Regions from separate parts of the Homo sapiens genome. Here region 1 is linked to region 2. The links are chromatin contacts, found by Hi-C or POLR2A ChIA-PET in ENCODE. All regions are on one chromosome and are shown on one strand. Each heading gives the region's core, a stretch centred on a gene start or an enhancer-like site at or near the end of the contact. The rest is flanking DNA. Distances are from core to core; before and after follow the strand shown. Region 1 has its middle 110 kb from the start of ZNF608. Region 2 overlaps ZNF608 (zinc finger protein 608).

The links. A loop is a pair of places that touch in the nucleus more often than their neighbours do. ChIA-PET counts read pairs that join two places held with the same protein, here RNA polymerase II (POLR2A). Pooled maps may share reads with other maps.
Region 1: a map of CD14-positive monocyte shows a loop between it and region 2 (6-fold over the local background). The contact joins two enhancer-like sites. A Hi-C loop is called at or near these places in 2 of 168 maps with a recorded cell type or tissue (CD14-positive monocyte and natural killer cell) and 2 of 50 pooled maps. POLR2A ChIA-PET finds 5 or more read pairs at or near these places in 1 of 52 experiments (MCF 10A).

What each region holds. Positions count from the first base shown.
Region 1 is chr5:124,853,719-124,861,448 of GRCh38, reverse strand. No RefSeq gene overlaps it. Among named protein-coding and RNA genes, the nearest start is that of ZNF608, 110 kb to the right of the region's middle. Within about 2 kb of position 1,693, at least 2 of the 41 ENCODE cell types and tissues checked have a DNase peak (open chromatin) inside an H3K27ac peak, as active enhancers do.
Region 2 is chr5:124,651,024-124,657,845 of GRCh38, reverse strand. The region is part of intron 3 of ZNF608 (zinc finger protein 608); the gene reads left to right. Among named protein-coding and RNA genes, the nearest start is that of ZNF608, 92 kb to the left of the region's middle. RefSeq lists an enhancer at 5,763-5,812. Within about 2 kb of position 2,410, at least 19 of the 41 ENCODE cell types and tissues checked have a DNase peak (open chromatin) inside an H3K27ac peak, as active enhancers do.

The sequences.
Region 1 (7,730 bases), core at 444-2,943, 200 kb before region 2:
AATACATTATGTACAAAATACAATAATTACAATACATGAGTAGCTTCTTTCACTTAGCATAATGTTTTCAAGGTTTTTCCATGTTGTTGCATGTACGAGTACTTCATTTCATTTCATCATTGAATAATATTCCATTGTATGGGTATACCACATTTTGCTAATTCACTCATATGTTGATAGGCCTTTGGGTTGTTTCCAGTTTGGGGCTGTTATGAATACTCCTGCTGTGAATATCTGCATACAGGTTTTTGTGTAGACATGTTTTCAGTTATCTTTGGTATATACCTAGGAATGGAATCGTTGGGTCATATGGCATAATGCAATATATTTAGTTGTCTTTTTGCTCCCCTTTCCCTTCTGCAGACCTTTGGCAGGTTTTGCAGCTATCACTCTATTATTTTCTTTATATTTTCTTTGCACGTTCCTGTTTTCAGTACATCTTTCCATTTTTCTCTTCTCTCTACTTTTCCTTTTATCTCATTATTTGAGTACATTTTTTAAAAAAACTCATCCTTAAGTAGCTTTCCCTGATGGCTTTTATTATATTTCCTTTACAATATTTTTCTTCTCTCTCCCTGTTGCTGATAATGCTTGAATAAACCCAGCTTCACCTAGAGGGAAATAAGTATCATGTTAGATACTTATTTCCCTCTAGGAATAGAATGACTTGAAGTAGTTCCGTAGAGTAAGAACTTCATAAACAGAAGCACATATTTAAGGGTGCATAGACAGAAGACTACAGTAGCTCATATTTAAATGACCATTGTGGTCATATTTTTATTCCTGTATTTGCCAAGTCTGACCACAAAACTTGATGTTGACCTGCAGTCTCTTCCATCCATCCATCTAAACAAACTGCAAATACAATGTGACTCCCAGGTAATTGCTGCGCTGCTGCTATAGGCTATGTCACCATCAGCAGTACTAACCCTTTGCCTCGGGCACCATATGAACAGTGACAGGCGAATCACCCTGATGAGATGAAGAACTCTAAGTGGATTGAGGGAGGCCTTTGACTCATCCCAGCCCCACAGCTTCCCACTCAGATGTGCTCTTACATTATTCCCACTGTAAACTCAAGTCAGAAGCCGAAAAGCACCAATTTTGCTCAGGGAGATGATTCAGTATTTTTAAAGTTTTTGACTGCTGACCAATTAAAAACCAGATGATACTGTTAACAACCTCTAAATAAGCCACGATTTAGAACCATAGAAGGCACCAAAGCACCTACCAGCCCTCCATGCTCAGTGTGAGTTTGAGAGAAATTCAAAGATAATTACAATGATGAGGAGGATGCTGATGACCTTAGGGATACTGGGCATGACTCACATCATTAACTGGAAAGCAGCAAATTCTGTTTCCTAAATATATCTCCAGTGAGCCTCCTATTTACTCCATTTCAGTATTTTTTTTCAAGATTCTGAAATAGTATCCATTTCCAGTTAATGATTTGACTGCTGCCCAATGTCCCTAAAGCCTTCACCATCATCTTTACCATTGTAATTATCATTGAATGTTTTTATACTCATACTGGGTACGGCTGCATATTAGATGAAGTAATGTGGCTGATTTCACATGTAACTTAAAAAGCATAGTTTCATCCATATTTAGTCAAACCACGTAGTTTATGCTATTGAAAATCTACCATTACTAAGACATTTGTTAACAAGCACTTTGCTAAGCCTTTCAGTCTGTGAATGGGGAAGTTGACACATTTTTCAAAAGGGAAAGCCACACAAGCTCATATTCCTAAAATTCATTAATATCATCATTTTGTAAAAGCCATTGGAGATTTTTCAGGACAAGGAGTGACATAAAGAAGCCTGATCCCCAAATTGGTTGGCATTGCCCTTAACTTACAATTTTGAATACTATTCATTGTGTCAGGCAATAGGACTTTTGAGGGTATGGTGGATACGAACAGTAATGAGTTTTGCTTTTATTTTAATTTTTGTGCTCTTTATTATCCAATATACCAAACCCCTTTCCAAATAAAGAGCTGGTGCCAATATCAGTCAGGGATTTTCTATCCATGAGTGTATTCTTATTCCTGTGTGATCAGACTTCAGAAAGAGTTCTAAAACAAGCAGTGCTGGTGGTGCTGGATTTTAGAGCAGAGATGCTATAAAAAGTGCACATTAGAGAAGTTTTGGATAACACAGCATGATGCAAATTGCTACCATACGCATCACTTACTGGAACCACGCCGATCTCAGCAGAGGGGACAGGAGTGACATCACCAGCACTGTGACTTGAACCACCCTCAGGAAAACACAGCTGATGGGACAGCAATGGTTGTAACAGCACAGAGACCTAGCAATGCACGCCATGTGAGACCAATCAAGAAGCAGTTGCTGGAGTTCTCAGTTTCATTTCTCAAATTTTATAGCTAGACCACATAAAAAAATTTATAAGAGAAGCCTGGGACATTTGGAGGCAATGAAGGGAAGTGGCACACTGAGCATCATTTTATTTTGTTCTTATCAGGTAAGAAATCACCAGAAATGAAAGCTTTCATAGTATCAGCGTTAATAACAAAATGACCTGTACAACAAGAACAGTTCAAGGGCTACTCTGTCCATTTCCTATGCCAAATAGCTCTTGCATTAACACTCTTGCTCTCTTCCCTAAAAGCTCACAGTGTTGAAATTAGAGAAGCCCCAGGGGTTACAACAGGCCAGAATACTGGGACAGACCATATCTAAATGATGCCAGACACTGAGAAATGCTATCAAGGACCAGCATTTTAAAAAATACCTAGAGAATTATCGAAATTTGTTCTGGCTTATTTTATTTTATTTTATTAGTATTTTTTGAGATAGTCTTGCTCTGTCACCTAGGCTGGAGTATAGTGGTGTGATCTCGGCTCACTGCAACCTCCACCTCCCGGGTTCAAGCAATTCTCTTGCCTCAGCCCCCCAAGTAGCTGGGATTACACGTGCACACCACTACACCCAGCTAATTTTCATATTTTAGTAGAGATGGCGTTTCTCCATGTTGGCCAGGCTGGTCTCAAACTCCTGACCTCAGGTGATTCGCCTGCCTTGGCCTCCCAAAGTGCTGGGATTACAGGTGTGAGCCACCACGCCTGGCCCTGATTTATTTTAAATTTAGTGTCAGCTCTCTGGCAATCTCAACTTCTCCTCTTTCTCAATCCAGTGGTTGGCTGGACATTCATTCTCTTAATACTCAGATGCAACCACTAGCTGACCATGAACTGACTCTGTTTCCTTTTGTTCAAAAATATTTATTAAATACGTTCTATGTGCCAGGTACTGACTAGGTGCTGGAGATGAAATGATTAACAAAACAAACATGATCCTTGCCCTCATGTTGTTTATATATTTACTTGTAGGGGAAGAGTAAGGGATATCAACCGAGTGCCACTCAAAAATGTAAGTAGGAACCACTGTTGTAGGAAAACAAAACAAAACAGGTGTTATGAATGAGTGTATGGGAGGAACATGCTTGGTCAGGGAAGACCATACCAGGAAATAGAACCAGATACCTCTTGCCACCTTCTCTTGTAGTGGCATCATCCATGATCCCTTCGTTCTATTGCCAGGACCATGGCAAGAGCCTTTGAAGCAGATTTTCTGATTCACATCCTTATCCCCAACTAGTTCATTTCCATATAGCAGCCAGAGGGAGCCTCCCAAAATGCATGGGAGGTAGTTTCTCTTTTTTTGAGACAGAGTCTTGCTCTGTCATCCAGGCTGGAGTACACTGGCGCAATCTCAGCTCACTGCAACCTCGCCTCCCGGGTTCAAATGATCCTTCCACCTCAGCCTCCCGAGTAGCTGGGATTACAGGTATGCACCACCACACCTGGCTAAGTTTTTTGTATTTTCCTAGAGATGGGTTTTCACCATTTTGGCCAGGCTGGTCTCGAACTCCTGACCTCAAGTGATCCACCCACCTCGGCCTCCCAAAGTTCTAGAATTACAAGAATGGACCACTGCGCCCAGCTCATGGGAGGTAATTTCCTTCCCCTGCTTGAACTTGTAGTGTAAAGATTAAAGTCCTTTCATGGCCTTCAAGGCCCTAGAAGACCTGACGTCCTGCTATCTCTCTGCCCTCATCTCCAACCACTGTGTTTCTGCCACACCGGCCTCTTTGTTGTTCTTCAAAAGACCGAGACTGACCCTTTCTCAGGGCCTTCCAAATTGTGGCGCCTCCTCCAACAAAGCTCTTCCCCCAGATGTCTGCAGAGTGTCCCCTTCACTTAACACAGACTCTACTGAAATGTCACTTTGCCAGGTCCGCCTTTCCTGCCAATCTGTATAAATGAGGAGCGTCCCACCAGCACTCTCAGGCCCCCACTCGGCTTTCATTTTCTGTACCATACGATATATTGTGTTTCATTTACTTATTGTCTGTTTTTTCCCACTAATGTGCAAACTCATGAAAACAGGGAGCAAACTATGAGGAAAAGCTGAGCAGAGGGAGCAGCGTGTGGGAAATCCTGAGACAGGAGAGCTTGGTGTGCTGAGCCACTGACAGCATTGTGGCTTTATGATTTATCTGGAACCACAGGTGCCTCCAACTCTGAGAACTGATCAAGGGCTTGGACAAAAGAGTGAAAATACCACTAGGAAAAAAAGAGTCCCCTCTGTGCAAAAAGAAGTCCAGATACATAGAGGAAGAGAGGGAACAAGAAGAGAGAACTCAACTTCCACTGCTCAGCAAGGCACAAAAAAGATCATGCTTTAAGAAAGAAATTCTCATTAAATTTCATGATTATTGTTTGTTCTTTATTTTCCTGATAAGATCAAATGAAAAACACCTGCCTTTAAAAAAATTCCTTTGAGAAAGTTGGTTAGGAGAGATAGTTGCTTTAGTATGACTCAGTAGCCCACATTTTCAATATCTCTCACCCAGTCTTCATCATTGCCAGGCACTTGTTAAGTTTACAGTGCCATTTTTTATGATAAAAGTTAACAAAAATGTATCAGAAATGAATTATAATCATTTTATTTAACTATTTTTTTCTGGGTGCACTGTGCATTGAACAAACATTGAGTATCTACTAAATGCCAGGCCCTGGGTTAAGGTGCCAGGGACACGGGGACTCTGCCTTCAAGGGACATCCTGGTCTACCAGCAAGTCAGGTAAAATACCAAAGATAACAGAATTGGTGACAAGGCTACGACAGGTAAACTGATCTCGTAAACCTGAACTGGAAGGAGAATCAAACATAACACTTCCTGAATCTTGAAACAGGAGCAAGCATCACTAAGGCCAAAATTGGGGGAAGACTCTTACAGGTGGAGAGAGCCAAGGAGCAAAGCTCTGAAAACACCAGAGAACAAGAAGTCCTAGAGGCCCGGTGGCTCATGTCTGTAATCCCAGCACTTTGGGAGAGTAGTACTTTGGGATGGCTGGAGGCCAGGAGTCTGAGACCAGCCTGGAAAACATAGTGAGACCTTGTCTCTACTTAAAAAAAAAATTAGTGGGGTGCAGTGGTGTGTGACTGTAGTCCCAGCTACTCAGGAGGCTGAGGCAGGAGGATCACCTGAGCCCAGGAGTTTGAGGTTACAGTGAGCTATGATTGAGCCAATGCACTCCAGCTTAGGCAACAGCAAAACTTTGTCTCAAAAAAAGAAAAGAAAAGAAAAGCCCTAATGGAGGAATCCTTTAATTATGTGCATCAGGGACAGGCCATTAATGGGCTGTAATTTTAAAAACCAGTTAAAATGAGGGAGCACACAACACGCACACACACAAAAGTGTACACTTCCCTCAAATATTTAAATACTCATTAGCCACTTTAAAAGACATAGGACCTCCACATTGACCATGGACTACCACATGGGCTTTCTTATATAAATCACACCCAAAATAGATCACCAATTTTTTTTCTGTAAGAGAAACTTAATCACATTTATGAAGCAATCTGAATGTAAAACACTTCTAGATGTCTAGGATTCCCTCACCCTAATATTCACAGTAGTCTCTACCACATCTAATCAAATGCATTTCCCTTAAAGCAACTTCATGATGCCAAGTTTTTCCAGCACTTTCAACTTAGTTTTCATTGTAATAACAAGTTTCTTTTGGATCTCATATTTTATTTGTTTGAATAAATTTTAATTAAATGTAATAATTACAATGGCAATTACAACTTGCATAAACAGGTTCAGGAACAAATGCAACCAGCTTCATGAAGCAGACAACTTAATGGGTAGGAGAAGACGGTAAGACCATACAGCAAGCTTGTCCAACCAGCTGCCCAAGGGCCACATGTGGCCCAGGATGGCTTTGAATGTGGCCCAACACAAATTTGTAAACTTTCTTAAAACATTATGAGTTTTTTAGTGTTTTTGTTTGTCTTAGCTCATCAGCTATCATTAGTGTTAGTGTGTTTTATGTGTGTCCTGAGACAATTCTTCTTTCAGGGTGGCCCTGGGGAGCCAAAAGATTGGACATTGCTGCGGTAGAGTAACTAGCCTTCAGCTCTAAATCAACCATGTTTTCTATGGGTTCCTCTCCTTAATAGCTAGTACCTAAGAACTAGGTAATGCTAACATTTTTATCAAGAGGATGCAAACTACTTAGCATCCTCTCTTACATCTCAGTCAATTCACCATATGTTTTATATCTATTATGTGCAGAGATTTACAATAGATTGAACAGGAGGGTTTAAATATAAATGAAAGGACTATTCAATAGCACAATAGGGTGACTATAGTCAATAATAACTTAATTTTACATTTAAAAATAACTTAAAGAGTGTAAATGGATTGTTTGTAACTCAAAGGATAAATACTTGAGGGGATGGATACCCCATTCTCCATGATGTGCTTACTTCATATTGCATGCCTATATCAAAACATTTCATGTACCCCATAAATATACACACCTATTATGTACCCAGAAAAGATAATAAAAATAAATGAAAGGGAAAAAAAGACATTATTGACCTTAAAAGGTCTCTAGTATTATTGTACAAATAACTACCATCATCATTGTTATTATCTGACATTCATTGACTACCTACTTTATGTTAGGCATTACGCAAAATACTTTGCACACATTATCTCAATCTTGACAATATTTTTTTTTTCTTTCTTTCTGTATTTTTTTTTGAGACAGAGTTTCGCTCTTGTTGCCCAGGCTGGAGAGCAATGGTGCACAATCTTGGCTCACCACAAGCTCTGCCTCCCAGTTTCAAGCGATTTTCCTGCCTCAGCCTCCCGAGTAGCTGGGAATACAGGCATGTGCCACCACACCCGGCTAATTTTGTATTTTTAGTAGAGACGGGGTTTCTCCATGTTGGTCAGGCTGGTCTCGAACTCCTGACCTCAGGTGATCCGCCCGCCTCGGCCTCCCAAAGTACTAGGATTACAGGGGTGAGCCACCGTGCCCGGCCTGACAACATTTCTTTAAGGTAGATACAAATATCATCAACCCTGTTTTACGGGTAAGTTAACTGAAGCTGAGAGCCACTTAACTGGCAAAGCCAAGTTTTGAATGAGTGAAAGTTGTTGCCACTTTGCTTCCTTGCCCTTTGCTGTTACCAATAATCAGAAACCCCAGATCAGTCTTTCAGCTATTAAACTGTAATAAGCTTTCCTCCTTTGGTTTTTTACTATTAGCATAGAAAGATTTCCTTAAATCATTTTCTCCACCTGAAATTATCACTGGAATGAATGAGAACTAAAAACTTGTGAAGTCTGTTATGGATTCATTGAGTGTCCTGCAGTGTGCTAGAAGCCCAAACACTGAAG
Region 2 (6,822 bases), core at 1,161-3,660:
TCTTTGTTACTTAAAATGTCTAAATTACACCTAAGACATTTTGTAACTAGGACACTTGCTTGGTAGAACATATGTTTTGATTATTTAAAAGAAGTAAAGCATGTCTTTCCACAGTAAACATTAATTGATCTCTAATGATCTGTTTTTGTTTGTTTGTTTGTTTGTTTTTTTGAGATGGAGTCTCGCTCTGTCGCCCAGGCTGGAGTGCAGTGGTGCGATCTCAGGTCACTATAAGCTCTGCCTCCCGGGTTCACGCCATTCACCTGCCTCCGCCTCCCGAGTAGCTGGGACTACAGGTGCCCACCACCAGGCCCGGCTATTTTTTATTTTTTTATTTTTTTATTTTTTAGTAGAGACTGGGTTTCACTGTGTTGGGCAGGATGGTCTCGATCTCCTGACCTCGTGAGCCACCCGCCTCGGCCTCCCAAAGTGCAGGGATTACAGGCGTGAGCCACTGCACCTGGTCTCTAATGATCTGTTTTGATTTAGTATTTCTTTTCATGTTATATCTTGGGCCCTGTAAGTTTTCACTGATGCTTAAACTTGGTCAGTGAAAATATCGTCACCATCTATATGTGCGGTGCAGCCTCCCACGTGAACATATGGGACAGCATCTTAGTGTTACCGGTGGTGCCTTATAAAAGTCTTATTTCTGCTCCCTCTTCTTACTCACAAGACTCCTTAACAGGCCATTGTATCTTCTAGAAGTGGGAAATGATAATGTTACTAGGGAAGCAAGAAAAAAGCAGCTTGGGCTTCTTTTAGCTGACCAGTCAGCTGGATATTGACCACCTGTCTTCATGGGAAAGAAATAGATGGCAGTGAATAAGCGAGAGTCTAGTTTTCCAAAGAAGCTCAATGATTTTCCCAAATCAATACAGCTCATCAGGCCTCAGAACAAAGGCTGCAGGGGAGGTGACAGTGATGGAAGTGGCTCTGTGTTCTTTTGTGTATTAAACCATAAGGCCCATGGGGAAACAAGGTTTCTTTAGCTGTGTGTGTGTGTGTGTGTGTGTGTGTGTGTGTGTGTGTGTGTGTGTGTGTGTTTAGGGCTTATTCTGTGTATTTAGGGGGAAAATCCTTTCAGATTTTTTTTTTAAAAAAGGATTTCCATAGATTGTATACCAATGACCAAATGTACTTTTGAAAGAGATAAGTACAGTCAAGTAAGAAAGATTATCATGTTTTAAAATGCAGAGTAGAACAGCATTTTTCCATTGCTTTTGTTATTGCTTAAGGTTTCATTTTTTGTTGTCGTTGTATGTGGATTGGGTTTAGATGAACCAAAAACAAGTCTGTGTTCAGATTAACCTCTGGCAAACCAAGAATCGTAACTACCCTCCCATAAACAAACCCTGTTCCTAATGCCCTGAAAATAACACCAAACCCTAATAGGAATGCTCAACTGTCATCTGAGAGGTTATAATTAACGCAGATAGAGTGATGCCAACATATTCCAGCCGCTGACAGAGAAGATCTATCCAAACCAGCAATTTTTAGCCCTTCAGTCCTTTAATCTTTAAGCTCACTGTGCTTTCATAAAGTAGTACATTAACACCAGAGCAGTGTGTCTCTGGGGTTTATGACTGGGGTGGCGGCACACTAGGGCATAAAGTGTTTCATTACACTTCCTTTTGTTAGTACTGCCCTATCTCCCAAGCTCCATTGCCATACACTATTTGTTCAGATAAAGCCCTATGTTCAGGGTGACTAATCGCAGCACTGTGTTCCAGATGGTTTGATTACAGGATGTGTTTAAAGTGACTCTTCAAACATTCAGCCCAGCGGTAGGGCTCTTTAAAAAAAAAACATACTGCATTTTATGGTCATGTGACAACACTTACTTTTCCTGTCCTAGTGCTCTATATATACTTGGCACAGGTAATGGGAAAGTCCCTCTGATTTTTGGCTGGCAGGTATTTTATGAGCAACCTTAGTTGTACATTTTAAATTTTCCCAAATAATTATATTTGAAGAAGGATCTGTCTGAAGGTTATAAGCTCCGAGGCTGGAACAGCGAAGCTTGTGCTATACAAGATTCAGCCTTTACAAAGTACCAGTATTGAATACCACAGAGTGACGACAACATAATAATGGGGGGAGGGAGTCCTGAACAAAGAAATGGTGATAAATCATACCTTGCACAATAGTCACGTTGTGTAAAAATGGAGGGTAATATGATATCTGAAATATATGAATTTTATCCTGTACTCATGAAATCAGCATATTGTGACATTTTGTCACCAATGTTTCACTAGAAAAAAATATATAAAAGGAAAGAAATGTGTAAACTTTCTTTTTTAAAGGCATATGGCATGAATGGGTTACCATTTGGTGTTATTCGAATGAGGTTTCTGTTTTCTGCCTGGATGCACATCAAATGCATCCAGATGTGGTAGTCTGAGAGAGTTCAAAAAAACTTCTGTCTGATTCCAAACTCAGCATTTGCGATGCTTGGCAAAGACTTCTGTCCCGGGGATGAGGCACTTTAAAGACTCTGAAGCAGTCTTTAAACTCAATACAAACAGAATTATGTCAATCCACTGGGAAATCAGGCATTTGCCCCGTTCTTGAGGAAACAGCTTCACAAATACCAGAAATAATAATTCATAAACCACATTTATAACATCTTGGGAGCAAAGCCTCTCCACAGAGAATGTCTATCATCTATAAAACTAGTGGGAGATTATGCTTATTGAAAAAGTATGGTAGTAATAAAAGGAAGTCACTGAGTAGGATTCAGTCTAGACTCTCTCTCTCGTCAGTCCTCGTGTAGTTAGTTCCTAGGTGTTTAATGAATTCTCACTATTAGGTAGCCACTGTGCCGCCAGGGGTTGTGGGTGCAGACACTGCTCCTATTTTCAAGGAGTGTCATCTAGTTGGAAGAGTTAGGCATACTGTGTATACAAGCAGAGTAAAATATTATGGGGGCCATGTATTACGGTAGGACAAATAGCCTTAAGTTCAGACCTGGGAAGTTCTCCTTGTCATTCAGGGTCCCAGATGAAGGAGACTCTGCCACCTTTATCCTGAGGACTTCGAGATCACAATAGCCATTTCCATTGCAGCCAGACAGAAAGGGATGAGAGGTTCTTATGGGCCAGGCCTGGAAGTGGCCCACATTCATCAGTTCTCTCACTTGCTTTCTGTAGGACTCAGTCACATGGCTGCATCGGACTGATAGGGAGGCTGAGAAGGAGTCTAGTTGTGAGCTCAGAAAGGGGAGGGAAACATGGCTCGTACGTTTCCATCAGGGCAAGAACTGTGTATGCAGTGCTGTGGGGATCCAGGAGAGAATGGCTGTCTTTTGGCAGTGTGCCTGGTATGCGTGTGTCTAGGGCAAGGATTCACAGAAGTGAGAACCTTTGCATTTGTCTCCATTTGCTTCTAATTCATTAGGAACTTTAACTTTCCCTAGGGATTTGGACTAAGGCATCTTCAAGGTTTCTTTTAGGGGAATTAAAAATGTGACATGAAGAACGGTTGAAGAAACTTGTCTAGGCTGGAGAGTAAAGAAGACATAGAGGCTGGGTGTGGTGGGTCACACTGTAATCCCAGCATTTTGGGAGGCTGACGGGGGAGGATTGCTTGAGGCCAGGAGTTCAAGACCACCCTGGGCAACATACTGAGAGCCCATCTCATTAAAAAAAAATAGGAAAAAGACAGTGAGCAGGAGGTGGGGAGAATGCCAACATGGTCATTATCCTTGCCTGGATGAAAGGCTGTTGAGTGGATGATGGGTGGACTGCATCTGCAGGGTATCAGGAGGCTCAGCCAGGACCAAGGTATTCAAAGACAAATTTAGTTTAACACAAGGAACAACTTTTTAACAAGATGGCTGGAAAATAGGCAATCCTGGGGGAGTGCTGGTGAAATCTTCTATCAGTGATGAAGCTGGAGAGAAAAAGGACACACACACACGCACACAAAGTCCTGAGGGTGTTGCACCAACAGTGCAGTTGGCTTCCTGGTCTTATAGCTATTGCGCCCTTGGAACTTTGGCCCATCATGGTTCTTTACGCCTCTTACTATCTTGCAAGCTTTAGGCTTCTACTCCTATTGCCAGTTCTTTGGAACTTCCATATTTCTCATTCAGATTCCCAACATAAGTCCCTGTTGGGCTGGCTGCCTTTGCTCCAGGTGCCCATCACTGGTCCAGTCAGATGGGGGCAGGGTTAGGATCACTGGTCTAGGTGGGGGCACCATGAACATGAAATCCAGGGTCTAGCCTGACGTGATAGCATAAGGGGCCTACTGTAAAAATGCAGGTAATAGACAAAACTATACTTCCACTTGTGCATCACAGTGTATGCCTGTGTCTCTTCTGTTCTTTTCATGCACAGACTCTTGAAGTACAGAGTTTGGATGGAGCTCCAAGTAAAACATGGTTGATTCCATAGCACTAAATAGGCACCTAATGTGTACCCTGTAGACACACACAATAAGTGTTTGTTGGGCTTGACATCTTCCTGGAAACCCTTTACAAAGGACATAACAGAACACTGACTGAAATCCTTATGAGGTCTCAGGCTTTTTTGGCTTGAGGAAGTAACAGGCTCAGGTTATATAATAAAGACCTTGTTCTTATTAAATGTTCTGTAGGTAATAGGCCTTTGGGGGCAGCATCTTAGACAAAGTGTTAACAGTACAAAGAAGAAAGCTGTGTGTGGTCAGCACACTCTCAAACCATCCATTGTACTCTTCAGCTGTATTCTTACTTTATTAGTAATAAGCCTCAGATGAAATGTTACAGGGCATTAGCTCTCTGACAAAGGCCAGGCCCAGTCCATGGGTGGAAAGGGAAGAATAATAAACCTGGTAGAATACTTGAATATAAAGATGAAAAGTACCTGTATAGAACGTCCCCAACACCTAGCTCACTGGCTAGATGTTTGAATAAATGTGCGTGAAAAGAAACTAATCTTTCTGGAATAAGTGTACACTTATTTCCAATTCACATGTGAGAAATAGAACTTTATGCCCAGATTTATAAAATACAAATTTGCACTTTTAAAGAACTAATTTTCATCATGGGCATTTATGCCTTCAGTAAGTGTAGTCTGCTTTATGTGACTGTGGGTTATAAAATGTTCAAGATTTTGAGATTTCAGCAAAATGATAAATCATTTACAAGTTTTAGAACCTAAACACCGCCTTTATACTTGGCCCTTCACAATGGGGTGTTGTCTAAACATAGACCTTCTTACAAAGAAACAGTACACTGTGTAGTTTATATGAGAAACATTCCTTAAGCCTTCATTCCAATATAGAGTGGCAGATTTGGCTGTGTAAACATGTGCCTGTATATATTCGGATGTGAATTGTGGGCAGATTTAAACACTCTGTGGCATTGTGAAGCGGCTCGTACATATAAAGAAAGATAGACACAAGCACACATATTTAATTAGCACTGCTTGATGGAGACTGTTCAAAATCTCCTTGGGTGTAAAGCATTTGTTTTGAGCATTTTAAATACGGAGTGCTTCTGGAAAAATAAGGGTTACTTATTTAGGCCCTTTGAGGTTGAAAATGGATTTTTCTTTCCAGGACTTGATTCCTTCCGAGTGCAAATAACAACGGCATCACTTGTACTTCGATAAGAGGTCTGCTTGTGTGGCTTCCAGAAAGAGCAGCAGGAGATGTGAATAATTTTACAGTGAGGAAGTTGCAACTGCAGATTAGCCTTTGTGACAGCTTCAACCTGTGGCCCCAGATAACCAGTGATTAATTGCCTGCCCTGGGTCCCTTCCTTTTTTCAGACTCCAGGTTTCCCTTGAGCCTGTATTGAGACGGTGAATTTCGTTCTGAGGGTTCTGCGTGGGCCGGCGTGTTGTGTGGAGCCGCGTGGCGCGGGGAGCGCAGCACGGTCACGCAGACCGAAGCTTTCACTGCACGGCCGGACTCGTTAGTGCGAATGAGCCTGTGTCCCGCGTGCACCGAGGGAGCCGAGCAGCGCAGGCGGCCCTCTAGCCCCGCACGGCCAGCGCGCCGTGGGGGATGCGTCCCTTTGCCTCCGCCACGCTCACCTCTACCCGACCGCTGCCTCTGTGCTCCGGGCGGCCGCCTCGGCCCAGCCAATCAGACGCGAGTGCTCGCAGCGGGCGCCGGCCAATCCGCGGCCAGCGTTCTCTGGAAACGCGAAACCCTTAGGGGAAAAGCAATAACAAAAGCCTTTCACTGCAGACAAATGTTAAGTGTCTGTGCAGACTTTTCCTGTTTTTAATTTTATTACTGCAAGAATGGAAGGTTTGTTGTTTCTTTCATGTTTCCTTTCAAGCAATTTTAATTATATATTTGTGCTACATCAGGGACTCTGGAACGCAGTGATTCAGCCTATTGGATCTAAAGCTAAAATGCAGTAACCTTCTGGCAGTACAGATATATTCCTGCACTGTAAATATAGCTGACATGCTAAAGAATTTTAAGCAGCTGCAAAGGTCTTTGACACCACACACAGTGCCCCAGAGAGAAGATGATGAGAAAACCAGCTCAGTCTTCCCCTTTGCCTCCTCTCCCACCCCCTCCCCTTTCCTGAAGGGATGTGTTCATAAAGAATCCTTTCCTCCAATTGTTCTGTCTTGTGCAGATTTTGACCAAATGCCTAATTACCATGGATTCTCATCGCAATAGGAAATTTTATACACAATGGTTTTAAAAAAATTTCCTGAGGGAATTTCATTGGAATCAGCTATGATTTGAGGAAATACTTGCTTTGCTCCATCCTAGCCTTTCCCCTGCTAGCCTATTGCTACAGTACACTGAATTAACACAGAGTAAATAATTCAGCTGTTGCCTAAGTAATAGCAACATAGACCATATGGG